Linked DNA regions of Mus musculus: region 2 is linked to region 1. The links are chromatin loops, found by intact Hi-C in ENCODE. Cell type or tissue: gastrocnemius. All regions are shown on one strand.

Region 1 (8,000 bases):
GAGGGACCCAATAAAAGAACCCCTCTCTGGATCCTCATCCCTGCTCCTGCTCCTGCTCCTTCAGAGGCAGGACCTGCTTCCCCTCAAGCAATGAACTAGGGTGGTTGTACTGGCTGGTTTTGTGTGTTAACTTGACACAGCTGGAGTTATCACAGAGAAAGGAGCTTCAGTTGAGGAAATGCCTCCATGGGATCCAACTGTAAGGCATTTTCTCAATTAGTGATCAAGGGGGAAAGGCCCCTTGTGGGTGGGACCATCCCTTGGCTAGTAGTCTTGGTTCTATAAGAGAGCAGGCTGAGCAAGCTAGGGGAAGCAAGCCAGTAAAGAACATCCCTCCATGGCCTCTGCATCAGCTCCTGCTTCCTGACCTGTTTGAGTTCCAGTCCTGATTTCCTTGGTGATAAACAGCAGTATGGATTTGTAAGCTGAATAAACTCTTTCCTCCCCAACTTACTTCTTGGTTATGATGTTTGTGCAGGAATAGAAACCCTAAGACAGTGGTTCACTGTTTCTCCCTTGCAAATGTATGCTTTATCTCTCAGTGCAATTGTAGTCTCTGAGGATAGCTTAAGCCTAGTCCTAGAAACCTAGAGCCTCCATATGATCTTATCCAGGCCTAGAATGTTTTCAGCCTCTAAGACTTACTTTGGAATAAGCTCACCCCTTCCTGTTTTGTTTTGTTTTTTCCTGATCCCTATAAAATCCTCCCCAGTAAAACTGCTTCCTTGTCTTCTTCTTCTCTCTCTCTCTGAACTTCTCTCTTTTAAGTAGTTCTTTTTCCTCTCTCTTCTCATGTGAGGCATATCCTCTTCTGTTAAATTTTTCTTGAATTCATCACTTTGTCTGCCACTCAATTAGACATGACTTTTAAACAGGATGCTACTTTCTACATAGTACTTCACCTTCTCTGTGATTAAATATGTGTGCTAAGGTTGAGTCATACTACAACTAGGAACACACTATTCAAGGAAAAAGCACAGGGTGCTGGAGAGATGGCTCAGCAGTTAAAAGCACTGACTGGTCTTCCAAAGGTCCCAAGTTCAAATCCCAGCAACCACGTGGTGGCTCACAACCATCTGTAATGAGATCTGATGCCCTCCTCCGAGGTGTCTGAAGACAGCTACAGTGTACTTACACATAATAAATAAATAATAAATCTTAAAAAAAAAAAGCACAATCTCTGGGTTCAGAGTTTAATCAAATATCATGCAGCAGTTCCTGGGCAGTGCGACTACCTACAGCTGTTTGTTGTCCCAGGATGATTCTATGGCTGTGATCAAGGCCATGGCCAAGAGCATGTTAGGGAGCAAATGGTTGGTTTACTTTGCATATTCCACTCTAACCCTTCACTGAGGAAAGCTGGGGTAAGGAGTAAAGCAGGAGCAGAGGCAAGCATCATGGAGGAAAGTTACTGACTCGTTCTCCCCAACTTCCTTAGCTTGCCTTCTTGAATGACCAAGAACCACTGCTTAGGGATCAAGAAAACAGCCCATTGCCGGGCAGTGGTGGCACACGCCTTTAATCCCAGCACTCGGGAGGCAGAGGCAGGTGGATTTCTGAGTTCGAGTCCAGCCTGGTCTACAAAGTGAGTTCCAGGACAGCCAGGGCTACACAGAGAAACCCTGTCTCGAAAAAAACAAAAAAACAAAAGCCCATGGATATGACTACAGGTCAAAAAGTGGAGGTATTCCTTTTTTTTTTTTTTAAAGACTTATTTTTTTCTATTTATTTTATATGTATGAGTACACTGTAGCTGTCTTCAGACACATCAGAAGATGGCATCGGGTCCCATTAGAGATGGTTGTGAGCCACTGTGTGGTTGCTGGGAACTGAACTCAGGACCTCCGGAAGAGCAGTCTGTGATCTTAACCGCTGAGCCACCTCTCCAGCCCTATAGGTAATTTCTTAGTTGATTTTTTTTTTCCTTCTCTTGTGACTCTTGTGTCAAGTTGACAAAAACCAGGCAGTGCTCTTGCCTTCTCTCTGTGGGCGTCCATTTCCTACTTACTCAGCAGACTGAAAAGAGGTGGTGTTCCCTAAGACGGTGGATGGGCCAATGATGGCCTCCTACTTGTGAGCCACACTGCATCTCTCAACAGTTTTTCCCCCTGGCAAGAGGTGATTCCTACTTCCCCTGCATTGTCTTAGTTAGGGTTTCCATTGCTGTGAAGAGACACCATGACCAAGGCAATATTTTACTGCCTTGTCACGTATAATATTTTATTGGGGCTGACTCAATGGTCATGAGTTTCAGACCATATCATTCTGGTGGGAAGCATGGCAGTGTCTAGACAGGCATAGCAATGAGTGTTCCACATCATGTTCCAAAGGCAAACAAGAGACTGGCTTCCAGGCTCCTAGCAGGAGGGTCTACAGGCCCACCTCTATAGTGACACACCTACTCCAACAAGTGCTGTTCCATGTGCCAAGCATGTGCAAACCACCACATGCAGTTTCACAGCTCTTCCCCTGTGTCCTCCCCTCTCCTGTTGTAGCCAGCATTTGTCTTGATCTGAAATGATCTTTCTGCACGTAAAGTACTTCTCTCTATGGGTACTTTGGCTTCCCAGAAATTACCTCCTTTGTGTACTGTGACAGGCTCTGTGTGTGCTTGGGTGGAAACATCTGGGCATGTATTGGTGTGTCTTTCAGAGTGTTTGTTCTCTAACATAAGAATGTTTTCTAGAACCTTCCCTCAGGCTGCATTTCCAGCTGTATCAAACTGAGAAAACAGCTACATTCTCATCCTTCAGCTGCTTGGGATCCCTGACCATGGACACAATGACATCAGTTGCTCTTTCTCCTAACACCCTGATGTTCCCACCATGAGGCATCATCACATCTGAACCAGAACAAACCATCCTGTTGTTTATTTTCTCACAGCAGGAGAAGCCGAAGTCATATAATTGATAAGTTCCCTATCAACACTAGAGTCATTCCCCTAGCCATATGTCTTATCCCCTTTCCAAGTCACAAAGCTATTACTAATGCCTCCCAAAGTTTGCAGAGAATCCAAGGCTTTGAGACCACAGACTCTTCCACTGATTTTTTTGTCCCCTCCCCCATCTTCTTCAACTGAGTCCAAGGTAAATCAGCTAAGGGTCCTGCCTTAAACCTCATTTGAGGAGGGGGCCTGTGAATGTACATCTCTAGGTCGATTCCCCCACCAGCAGCTGTGCTACCTGTGTGTGATGGTCTCTGCACCTGTGTCTTACAGGTTCTAATTCCTAAAAAGTGGAGGAAGCTTGCCTACTAGAGACTACACACTAGATAGTGGATACCTCATTCTGCACTCTAATATCTATAGTCAGGCATTAAGTGTGGATCCTGATCATGACAAAGACAGCATGCTAGGCAGACATGAAAACCTGAAAACGCCAAACCCATCCTCAATAAGCTATTGAATTGCAACCATGAATGCAGTGCTGACAAGTAATGAACCCTGCTGAGTCGTGGGGCTCCTCAAATGCTCATTATCCCTCCCCATTAATCTCACCTGTGCCCTGGCAGTCACAGCTCTTTGAGAAGATGCAGAGGTCAGTAGATGTGAAAGGCCAAAGCAGTGCTCTGAGTCAATGCAGGAAATGGCACTGGGCCTCTGAAAGTGTCATGGAAAAGCATCAGGAAAAGGAATAGACAGAGGTTGGATTGTCTTACAGAAGGACGATCAAGGTGACAGATTTGGGTGTGTGTGTGTATGCCTGTGTGCATGTATATGTATACATGTATGTATTTATGTGTGTGTGATTTCTATGTGGGCCCACTCCATAGGGTCCAGGCACCTTGCCTCAGGTGAGTGTGGCAGAGGCACAAAAAAAGCTGAGAGGATCCCAGAGCTGCCTAACTTCCTTCAATGAAGACAACCAGAGACTGATTGGCTCCAACCTCAGAACCTGGACAAGGTCTCAGAAGTGGTTTCCCCTACCTAGCCCATGCTCGTGGAGTACACTCACTGGCGAATGGCCAGCAGGATGAAGCTTTCACTCTGGGCATGCTGATGTCCCAGGTGCCATAGCTTGAGATATACAATCTATGAGGGTCACAGCTTCCAGTGCAAGGTGAAAGGAAGAACAGAGGCATAAGCCAGGAAGGGAAGGCAGCTGGTACCTGTGCTCATCAACTTAGGGATTCTTTACTTTTCTTACCTTAGCACTGGGGCTAAGGTATCCACAGAGCTCAGGTCTGGAAAGAGAGCCTCAACTCTCCCAGACGAGAGACAAATATCCGGGCACATGTGGAAGGCTGTCCTTTGGCAGTGCTTTTCATGTGTGTCTTGCCATATGTGGCCAGGGGCTCCTACCAGTCAGAGAGAGGGAAGTTCTTGCAGGTAGTTGTCAGGAGCGTGAAGCCCCGGCATCAATCACAAGAGCTCAAGTCTGCAAAGGCACTGCTCCCTGGTAAAAAAGTCTGTTCTTCCTGGGTGGCCAGGTGAGCCCTTCCCGCTGCTTTACCTTCAAGGAGTTGTGACACTTTGGCTGTAGCAGGTTTCCATCCTGCAGTCTGACTCAATCACCATGTCACCCTGCTATTTGCATGTCCTGGTTGACTTGAGTCTCTGGAAAACTGCAATCTTCATATCCCAGATGTCTTTTTAGCTGGAGTTTCCATGTAGCAAGCTAGAGGTTCATGACACTCCGAGTGGTTATGACACGGATATCAACCAAGGAGCCTGGTAGAGCAGGACCATTGCTGAAGGCAAATTTGACTTTTGCTCCTGGCACAGCCTGAACATCACTAGTACTGCTGTTTCTCTGACAAAACATTTGAGTGGGCTTAGGAAACACTCCAGGCCAGGTTGTTCTTGATCAAGGGTGATCCACAAATGTCTCCTGTGGTTATAGATTCTCAGTCCTGACACTCGGAAAGAAAGCCCTTTGCACAAAGTAGCAATTCTAGGTGTTGTCAAAAAACAATAATAATTAGATTGAAGATTGAAGTTTGCACATGCTCAACTCAGGCAGCAAGATCTGTAGTGTGGGACACATGTCTGCCTCCTTACCCTCCCCTCTGTCTCACTTTTAGGTCACTCTGCTCTGAATTCCAGTTCTTTCATTTCTCAAAACGGATCATTTGTGCAGTTCAGTACCACTTTCTAGAACAGCAAGTGTCCTTTTACAGTCTTTCCTGCTAAAGATAAACTCAGTATTTAGTCAGAGCCTAACTAGTTCTTCTTGGGAGGAACTAACAGACACATCCCTGCCCACAGTCAAGTGCAGCTCACCAATAGCCACTCTTGAAGCACAGTGGGGCCGTCTGGAGAAAGGGCTCATGGTAAGAGCTTAGACTGTTTTTCTTTGAGATTATCTTATTTTAGATCCCAGCACTCATGTCTAGACACTAACCATCACTACTCCCTCCAGCTCCTAGGTGACCCAGAGCCCTCTACTGGTCATCATAATTGCCTGCACTTACATGCACAGCTTACAGAGAGAGAGAGAGAGAGAGAGAGAGAGAGAGAGAGAGAGAGAGAGTGAGAGAGAGAGAGAGAGAGAGAGAGAGAGAGAGAGAGAGAGATGGGATGGGGAGAGAGAGGGGAGAGGGACGGAGAGGGAGGCAAATGAGGGAGGGAGGGGGAGAGGGGGAAGGAGAAGGAGAAGGAGGGGAGGGAGAGAGGAGGGGAGGGAGAAACTAAATGTCTTGAAAAAGGAAATAAACATTTAATGGAAAGTTCCACAAACACACACTACACTTTAATTTTTTGTTTTGTTTTGTTTTTAGACAAATAGATGACTTCTTAAGTCTTGATGGTGATCTTATAAGAATTCCTAAAATTCCTAAATTCTATGATTATTAAGCTTTTTGGGGGTTGTTTTTGTTTTTTTTTTCGAGACAGGATTTCTCTGTATAGCCCTGGCTGTCCTGGAACTCACTTTGTAGACCAGGCTGGCCTCGAACTCAGAAAGGTGCCTAGACAGAAGGCACCTTATATGCGAGATGTCACCACATCAGTCAAGGTATGCAGGGGACACGCCAAGCCTTTGTCCCCAGCCTCTAAAAGAGCTAGCTCTAGTGAAAGAATGTTGGCACAGGTGTACTGTTCTGCCAAGGGTGTACTGGAATGACAGCTGTGAGAGAGACCTTCCTGTGTCCAAAGTTTTCCTGGATGCACCGCTCCATGCCTCTGAGAATGTGATACTGCTGTCTGAGGGAGGACAGGCATGGCTGAATGGGACAGCTCCCACATGCTGCTCTCTGGGAGGCCATATCCAAGTGCAGGGCTAGAACAGTCACAGGGACCTCCGAGGACTGATGAAACAAAGGGCAGTCCTCAGCACAGCAGGGTGAAGATATCGCCAGGACCAAGGAAGCCCTCAGGAACCTGTGTCCTGTGACTATGAAATTGATCCTGGCAGCTGGGTAGGAAGTAATGAACTTAAAATTCTGGCTAGCTGGGCCCTCACCAAGTATCCAGAGCTGCTGTTCACCCCATCCCACGCATGGGTCATGAAAGCCCAGCCTTCCTTGTGACAGAGGCTGACATCAGGCCCTGAGGCAGTGAGCATCTCAGGAGGATACATGGGGGAGGTGGTGCTGGTGGTGTCCTAGGTCTGCTGTGCCTGTAGAAGGGGGTAAGGGTATCTCAAGGACTGATAGGATGTGGGGTTTGCTTAATTGGCCTCTGCCTCCAAAGAACAACCTGGTGAGGACCTGTCACTTCTGATGAGACAGGTGCCCCCTCATGAGCTCCACTGTAGGCTTCTCCCTGTAGAAGACAGTTAACCATCAAGGCAGGATGCTCCCCACTTTGGAAGAAGAGAGATGGAAAAGTCTTCAACATCCTCTGAGGCTTCTCCTGCAACTTTTGAAAAGTGCTTGCCATAAAGGGAGAGGGCAGTGCCCCTGAAGGAAGGAGAAAGTACTGACTTAGGAGGAGACCTCGGGCTCATCAGATGTTCTACACCAAAAATTCATTCATTCACTCATTCATTCACTCATTCATTCATTCATCCATACATTCTCTCTCTCTCTCCCCCTCTCGCTCATGCCTCCACCCTCCCTCTGTCAGAGAAGATGATTAATGGTCCTAGAATGTGATCAGGTTCTCCTGCCCGTGTTCCTGGTTTCCAAAGTCATGAAATTTGTTGTTCTGCCTCCCATAGCAGGATGTTTTTGGATTCAGGTCTCTGAGCTCAATGCCCTATTTCCTGGCAGTCACAGAAACTTTGCCAGACTGCTGCCTCCCAGAGCACCCAGCCTGCACTGCACTATGCTGAGCTCTGCTGCCCTCTGGTGGTCATGGGTTCTTTCCTTCGCTGGGATCCCCACTCTGCAGCAGGGCATTGCTTTCTCCTTATCAACTCCAACATCCAGATGATCCTGTCTGAGTGATCCACAGACTTCATTAGATCCACTGGGGTCCCTCTGCTCTTTGGAAACACCCTGGAAGAATTCCTAAGTGATCTTCACGTATCACTGGAACCTGAGAGGTTGGAAAAGCTGGCAGGCCTCGGCCAAGCAGCCTAGGCTTGTCCTGCAGATGACCCTCTCTAGGCACGAGGAGTCTCCAGGTTTCCAGCAAGGGCAGAAACCGTGTGGTAGGGCCTCCTTGTGTACACAGAGAAAGATATCCAGGCCAAGCCTTCCACTGTGCTTAGGGCATGAGCACAGTAGTAGTGAGATCAGTTTCTGGGAATCCTTTAACCTGGGTCCAGGTTGAGTTCCCATAGAGGACTACATAGAGCAACTTCAGGAAGGAGGACTGGGTTGGACTGAAGATAAGGGGAGGAGCCCTGCACTGAAATGCTGTCTCCCAGCACTTGGCTGATCAGTGAGTGGGAGGGAGTGGATGACATGGAGTGGATGCGTGTTTAGCACTTGGCTGATCAGTGAGTGGGAGGGAGTGGATGCGTGTTTAGGGCTGGGCTGGGCACTTTGACCTTTATGTTTTGGTATGAACACGGATACCCAGACACATACCCTGGCTGTCATGTTAAAAGAAGAGTTCTCCATAAAGAGCTCATGTACATGTGTCCTGCAGCTTCCAAGGGAGGCCAAACAAG
Region 2 (8,000 bases), 52 kb before region 1:
GGCCACTAAAGTATCTATTGGCTTTGACTTGGGAATGAGTAAAAATATCAGGGGATTTGATCCACTAAAACAGTAGTGACTAAGGTCTGCCTCTTCCTTACTTTTGCTGCAATAAGACACTGTGACCAAGGCAGCAAACTTATAAAAGTGAATGTGTACTTCAGACTCCTATCTACAAACTGAGAGTCTACTGTGGTACAGGAAAGGCATTGGGAGAGGAACAGCTGAGAGCTCACTCGGTCCACAAGTGGGAGGCAGAGAGGGAATCGCTGAGAATGCCCTGGGTTTGGAAACCTACAAACCCAGCCCCAGGGGACACAGCTCTTCCACAGGGCCACACTGCCTAATCCCTCCCAATCAGATGTACCAACTAGAGGACAAGGCGTTAAAGCACATGACCCTCCCTCTGTGGACAAACCTCATTTAGCCCCCTACATACATGCTTGGCATTATCACTAGGGAGGAAAAAGTCCCTGAAGGCAAAAGTAAAGACAGCCACAGTGCAGATGTGGTGGGAGGGATACTCTCGCTTCCTGTTCACATGTAACATTTGTGAGGGAACTGTAAGTGAAAAAGAAACACCGTGTGTATAAATCTGTGCTTTGGTTGGGGTATTGTCCCTATAGTGCAGGGTGCTGGTTTTATTTGTTATTGGTTTTTTCTTCCTTTTTCTTTTGTTGCAACCAAAGGACTCCTATATACCTACTTTGGTTTAATTTCTAGTCCATGTGTTGGGATTTTTTTTCCCCCGGACCTGTCTATCAGCAGAGGTCGAGGAAGGTACTCAACCTCACTTCATGGCCAGCCTCTTCAGAAAAGAGGATTACCTCAGGGTTACGTAAGCATGTGGTGCCTTCCCCAGTCCTTGTGTGGGCTTGCCTCTGTAAAATTAGCCTACGCTGGACTTGCAGGGATGTAGAAGCACACTACTGCTCTCCTGAAAGTCACAGAACAGCATCTGCGCTCCATTTGTTTGATATCGCTGCTCTCCAGAAGCAGCAGCTTCTGAATTCAACTTTCAAGTTCCATGCCATGATGATATCGACACTTATTTAATACCTGAATATTACTCTTAGCAGAGGAATCTTGGTATCTCCAGAAAGAATATGCCCTGAGACAATCTGAACAGACCATAACGGCAATCAAATACTGTCCCCAAACAAGACCAGACAATCCCAACACATGGACTAGAAATTAAACGCCTGCTTAGATGCAGACAGCCATGTGAAATCCATTGAGTTTGGTCTTGCAATCAAACCTAGAGCAGGACATAGCAGACCTGAGAGCTCTTCAGTGCCCCAGAACCTGTTCGGAGGGAGTCATACAATGGTAATGTTGGGTGGAGTCTGGGCAGGATGCTCTCTGAGATAAGAGCACAGGGAACCTCCTCTGCAGACAGAACACCCAAGGTGAGCTGCAGGACAACATCCTAACAGGGATCCAGGGACAAAGTGCCAGGTCCCAGCTCTGGGCAGCTGAAAACCCATATGTACCAATTTTTAACAGGTGCTCAAGAAGAGAAGGCACCCACTAGAAGATACACAGAAACACTATGGTTCACCAAATATGAGTAAGCAAAATTCCAAGACTATTCCAAGTGAGACCTACTCAGGCCACACCATCCTAGCCTTCCCTGTTCTGTGACTTTGGTATGACACATCATCTGTGCATCTGTGCAGAAGAGAGATTCTGAGGGGAAAAAATGGGACATAGATCACACTTAAGAGCCTTGTTATAATCTTGGGCTGGTCTGAAGGATCTTTGCAAAGACTTGGACCCTGATCATGAATGATTCCCTCCCCCCCCCCAATTTCTTCTCCTTCACTTTTTCCCCATAAAGGGAGAAGCATTGACCTTGTTCATGTCTGTTCAGGCCTCCGCGCTTAGAACCGCTCCTGGCTGAAGACATGTCATGGGGCCAAACTGTCTCCATGCTTCTCATTTTCTTTGGTTGTCCCCTCAACGAGAGTCCCAGGAAGAGCTCAGCCCACCCGCTCCGGGTGTTCTTCAGTGGCTGTCCCTTGTGTGAGCTTCAGCAAACTCGCAGGAATAAAGACTTGTTTTTCAGGGTTCTTTTACAGCCTGCAGCTCCAAAGAGTCCCATCCTTGAATCTTCCCCAGATTGAAATGGTAAGAAAATAACAGCTGGGGAGTAGTGTTTAGAGACAGGCCTCCTGTAGGGAGGCAGGGACAGATTTTGTCCCTTGGATAGGAGTTTAGCATGCACTGAAGTGCAGATAGAAAGAAGTCCCTGTCATATGAGGACCCAGAGAATGGCAGCCTCTGTAAACCAGGAAGTGGTGTCACTGGAAATCCACTCATCTGTCACCTGATGGGTACTAATTGCAAATGCATTTTCCTCGGGTCTCTGAGCAAGAGCTGAGAGCTAAAAAATTAGAACATGCCTGAGTCTGCAAAACTAGCATGCCACAGACAGACATTCTACTGTGCACAAATAGACTCCAGAGAGAGAAAATAATTCTCTTTGAAATGGCTATGTTCCCAGGCTTGTATCCTAGGAATATCATACATTTGTTATAACGGATTGAAATATCAAGCCACATTAATTTCATTATGGAGAATGAGGATCCTTATGGAGTATGAAAGTATTACTAAATACAGTTGACAATGTCATGGTAATAAACATATGTCTAGAGACAGCATGTATGGCCAGTAATGAAAGATCAATGGGACAGGCAGTGGGAGAAACAATTGATTCAGGGGACCCAAGGGGGCGGCAAGATGCAGAATGGAGGGACCCAGAGACCTCATTTGTTGTGTGACCTCCATCAAGCCACTGAGTTGAACCTGGACTTCTTAGTATGCTCACTGCTCCTCAAAAAAAATGCTTGCTTGACCTCCCTTGGAAGCTGCAGGACAGATGTCCATGAGCTCTTCATGGAGAACTCTTCTTTTAACATGACAGCCAGGGTATGTGTCTGAGTATCCGTGTTCATACCAAAACATAAAGGTCAAAGTGCCCAGCCCAGCCCTAAACACCCATCCAATCCATGTCATCCACTCCCTCCCACTCACTGATCAGCCAAGTGCTAAACACGCATCCACTCCATGTCATCCACTCCCTCCCACTCACTGATCAGCCAAGTGCTGGGAGACAGCATTTCAGTGCAGGGCTCCTCCCCTTATCTTCAGTCCAACCCAGTCCTCCTTCCTGAAGTTGCTCTATGTAGTCCTCTATGGGAACTCAACCTGGACCCAGGTTAAAGGATTCCCAGAAACTGATCTCACTACTACTGTGCTCATGCCCTAAGCACAGTGGAAGGCTTGGCCTGGATATCTTTCTCTGTGTACACAAGGAGGCCCTACCACACGGTTTCTGCCCTTGCTGGAAACCTGGAGACTCCTCGTGCCTAGAGAGGGTCATCTGCAGGACAAGCCTAGGCTGCTTGGCCGAGGCCTGCCAGCTTTTCCAACCTCTCAGGTTCCAGTGATATGCGAAGATCACTTAGGAATTCTTCCAGGGTGTTTCCAAAGAGCAGAGGGACCCCAGTGGATCTAATGAAGTCTGTGGATCACTCAGACAGGATCATCTGGATGTTGGAGTTGATAAGGAGAAAGCAATGCCCTGCTGCAGAGTGGGGATCCCAGCGAAGGAAAGAACCCATGACCACCAGAGGGCAGCAGAGCTCAGCATAGTGCAGTGCAGGCTGGGTGCTCTGGGAGGCAGCAGTCTGGCAAAGTTTCTGTGACTGCCAGGAAATAGGGCATTGAGCTCAGAGACCTGAATCCAAAAACATCCTGCTATGGGAGGCAGAACAACAAATTTCATGACTTTGGAAACCAGGAACACGGGCAGGAGAACCTGATCACATTCTAGGACCATTAATCTTCTTCTCTGACAGAGGGAGGGTGGAGGCATGAGCGAGAGGGGGAGAGAGAGAGAATGTATGGATGAATGAATGAATGAATGAATGAATGAATTTTTGGTGTGGAACATCTGTTGAGCCCGAGGTCTCCTCCTAAGTCAGTACTTTCTCCTTCCTTCAGGGGCACTGCCCTCTCCCTTTATGGCAAGCACTTTTCAAAAGTTGCAGGAGAAGCCTCAGAGGATGTTGAAGACTTTTCCATCTCTCTTCTTCCAAAGTGGGGAGCATCCTGCCTTGATGGTTAACTGTCTTCTACAGGGAGAAGCCTACAGTGGAGCTCATGAGGGGGCACCTGTCTCATCAGAAGTGACAGGTCCTCACCAGGTTGTTCTTTGGAGGCAGAGGCCAATTAAGCAAACCCCACATCCTATCAGTCCTTGAGATACTCCTCCTTCCTCCTACAGGCACAGCAGACCTAGGACACCACCAGCACCACCTCCCCTATGTATCCTCCTGAGATGCTCATTGCCTCAGGGCCTGATGTCAGCCTCTGTCACAAGAAAGGCTGGGCTTTCATGACCCATGCGTGGGATGGGGTGAACAGCAGCTCTGGATACTTGGTGAGGGCCCAGCTAGCCAGAATTTTAAGTTCATTAGTTCCTACCCAGCTGCCAGGATCAATTTCATAGTCACAGGACACACGTTCCTGAGGGCTTCCTTGGTCCTGGCGATATCTTCACCCTGCTGTGCTGAGGACTGCCCTTTGTTTCATCAGTCCTCGGAGGTCCCTGTGACTGTTCTAGCTCTGCACTTGGATATGGCCTCCCAGAGAGCAGCATGTGGGAGCTGTCCCATTCAGCCATGCCTGTCCTCCCTCAGACAGCAGTATCACATTCTCAGAGGCATGGAGCGGTGCATCCAGAAAAAAAAAAAAGCAGTGTTTCTTTGGACACTAGGAAGGTCTCTCTCACAGCTGTCATTCCAGTACACCCATGGCAGAACAGTACACCCATGCCAACATTCTTTCACTAGACCTAGCTCTTTTAGAGGCTGAGGACAAAGGCTTGCTTTGTCCCCTGCATGCCTTGACTGATGTGGTGACATCTCGCATATAAGGTGCCTTCTGTCTAGGCTGTTAGCAAAGTTTCAGTATTTTGTATATTTAGTTTCTAGTATTAAAAAAAAAAATAGGAGACAGATATGTCTCCAAACTCCTGTTTCAGCTTTGTAGAGAGCCTTCTGGAAAGGGAGAGAGGACTCCTAGATCTGTCACCTTCATATTCTTTCTCTTGGTTGACTTTTATCCAGTACAGGACCTGCACCATAGGCCAGGTCAACTGCAGCCTCAATATTTCCTGCCTCTTCACTGTTCAGCTAGGGAGGCCCAGTAGGCTGGGGCCTGGGCACAGAATATGAAGACATTAAGATTTGACTCTGGAAAGAATCCAAACTTGGCTGATTCCCTACCCAACTCCCTCCATCAATGGGTTCCAGGTCTTCATGCTGCCTACTTAAGATGTCAAGGGCAAAGGAAGCTGGCAGTTGCTCTGAACATCTTAGGAGAGATTGCTGACCATTACCCTGCTGTGTAGAATGCCTGAAATGTATTCTTCCTGCCCGCCCAAAACTGTGTTCCCTCAGGGGAACAAGAAGCCTATTATTTCCTTTCTGCTGACATCCCTGTGCCTAGTGGCTGGGGATGAACACTGGGCTCTCCGCATTTGGTATTGAACAGATAGAAATGCCACGAGGAAGCCCTGGGGTGGAGGTGTACACCTTTAATTCCAGCACTTGGGAGGCAGAGGCAGGTGGATCTCTGAGTTCCTTGCCAGCCTTGTCTTCTTGAGGGAGTTCTAGGATACCAGGGCTATGCAGAGAAACCCTGACTTGAGACCACCCTGCCCCAAAGTGAGAAATGTCAAAATGTCATGTGGAGATGAAGGCAGCATATCTCACTCAGTACCTCATCTTGGACAGTGGGGTAGTTAATGTAAGTTAAACAACAGCTTGTGGCAGTTAGGGTTTGCCCATCCCCCAAAGTTCTGCCCACCAATCCCCTTTCTCCAAGGGGGCGGGGTCTACCAGCCTCCCTTCCTTCTTCATGCTTTGTCATTGAACATCCCACTGCCTGATGAGGATCAGTGTATAAAGTATATGTCTGTTGTAGTTTACTTTGTATTGATGTGACAGACACTGTGCCCAAAAGCAACTTGGGGCACAGAAGGCTTATGTGACTCACATATCCTGATCATTAACCATTTGAAAAGAAGTCAAGGCAGGAAATCAAACAGGGCAGGAACCTGGAGGCAGGAAGTGAAAGGGAGCCTAGAGAGGAGGGATGCTGACTGGCTTGCTGACCTGACTCTCCTGCTCAGGACATACTGCCCAGTACTAGCACATTCCCTAGTGGTTGTTCCATCCCTTGTAGAGTTTTCTACTGGGTCACCGGAGCAAGCCTCATTCAACCAAAATAGGCTGCCCATCACAGCCCCACCATCAGCCACATCCTGCCACTTCCTTAGCCGCTCCTCCAGCTCTTGCCCTGGCTTCTAACTGTCATCTCATCCCAGGGCTGCTGGAGAAGCAGAAGAGGTCCAATAGCCTGCCCTGTCCTAGCTACCTCTTGAAGAACTGTAACATTTTGGCTCCTCTGGCCAGACCCCCAACCTCTTGGGACCTTTCCTTCTAGCCAGCCCAACTAGGGGTCCCTGCAGGATGTACTCTGGTACAGAGACCCAACAGTTTTACAGATTTCAATGTGTTTTGAAATATCAACCAGATCTAGAGTTGACAACTGTTTTTCTGTTTTGCTGCTCTGCAGGATATCTATTTCCTTTGGTCACTTTTCCTTTGTTGTGCAGAAGTTTTTAAACTTCAGGGAAGCCCACATATTAATTCCTAAGTCCATCTCCTACCTTACCCACATAATTTTCAAAGTCCTAGGCTTAATTGATTATGTGTGCTGTGATTTCCTGGAGCATTTCAGGCCCTGCCCTTGCAGCTTTTGGTTCATTTGGAATAATCTTAATGTGTGGTCAGAGGGACTTCAATCTCCCACAGGTGGGAAACTTGGTTTTCCCAGCACCATTTGTTGACCACAGTGAGCCTTTCCCTGCAGCTTCCCATCACCACCTTTCTGTAGAATCAGATGTCTCTCACTGTGTGGATTATCTCACTTTTAGATTATCCGCTCCAGGTCAGTGAGCTGCTATGCCACACCATACTGTTTGCCATTCTATAGACTTGAACTACTGGAGTTTCTCTAGCATGATGCTTTCCTCTTCCTCTTCCTCTTTTTCTTCCTCTTTCTTTCTTCTTTCTCCTCTTCCTGTTGTTCTTTCTCCTCCTCCATCTTTTCTCTTCCCCTCCTCCTCATCATTTTCACTTCCTTCTCCTTTTCCTTCTTCTCTTTATTCTTCACCTTCAGTTCTTCTTTCTCTTCTACCCCATGTTTTGTTTTCTTGAGGCACCGTAGCTCTGGCTGTCATGAACATGATATGTATACCAGGCTGGCCTCAAACTCAAGGCATGTCACCTCCTCTGTCTCGACAGGGCTCCAATTAATGACTTGTGCAGCACAGCGGGAAGGACTTTCTTCTCCTTAGGAATACTTTCATTGATGGAGGACTTTTATTCTTCAATAAGACAAGATTCTTGTCTGTGACAAATGTAACTAGAGTCTCAATGCAGACTGGGGCTTACCAGCAGATCACTTTGACCAATATAGACATTTTACTACGTAGATTTGCTAGTTTTTCTCTCAAAAAGATTATTAATAGGATTGTTGTCCCTGGCAAATTTGTGGTTAGCTTATGAAAATGTTACTGATCACGAGGTCCCCAGTGGAGGAGTTAGAGAAAGGACTGAAGGAGCGGAAGGGGTTTGCAGCCCCATAGGAAGAACAACAATATCAACCAGCCAGAGCTTCCAGGGTCTAAACCACCAACCAAGCATCTAAACAAATGGAGTGACCAGCCACATATTTAAGAAAGGATGGCCTTGGGCTGGTGAGATGGCTCAGTGGGTAAGAGCACCCGACTGCTCTTCCGAAGGTCCAAAGTTCAAATCCCAGCAACCACATGGTGGCTCACAACCACCCGTAATGAGATCTGATGCCCTCTTCTGGAGTGTCTGAAGACAGCTACAGTGTACTTACATATAATAAATAAATAA

Evidence for each region. Peaks named below come from ENCODE experiments on the same cell type or tissue, not always from the same donor. Only the 100,000 strongest peaks of a DNase experiment are listed, where the experiment ranks them.
Region 2: it touches region 1 in a loop (3-fold over the local background); 30 of 42 quality-filtered maps call a loop at or near these places.

What each region holds. Positions count from the first base shown.
Region 1 is chr17:66,152,437-66,160,436 of GRCm38, reverse strand. No RefSeq gene overlaps it. Among named protein-coding and RNA genes, the nearest start is that of Ddx11, 33 kb to the right of the region's middle. In gastrocnemius, a CTCF peak has its summit at 7,199 (motif pointing left); a DNase peak (open chromatin) is centred at 3,980.
Region 2 is chr17:66,204,629-66,212,628 of GRCm38, reverse strand. No RefSeq gene overlaps it. Among named protein-coding and RNA genes, the nearest start is that of Gm20742, 16 kb to the right of the region's middle. In gastrocnemius, a CTCF peak has its summit at 3,668 (motif pointing right); no DNase peak of the experiment used is centred here.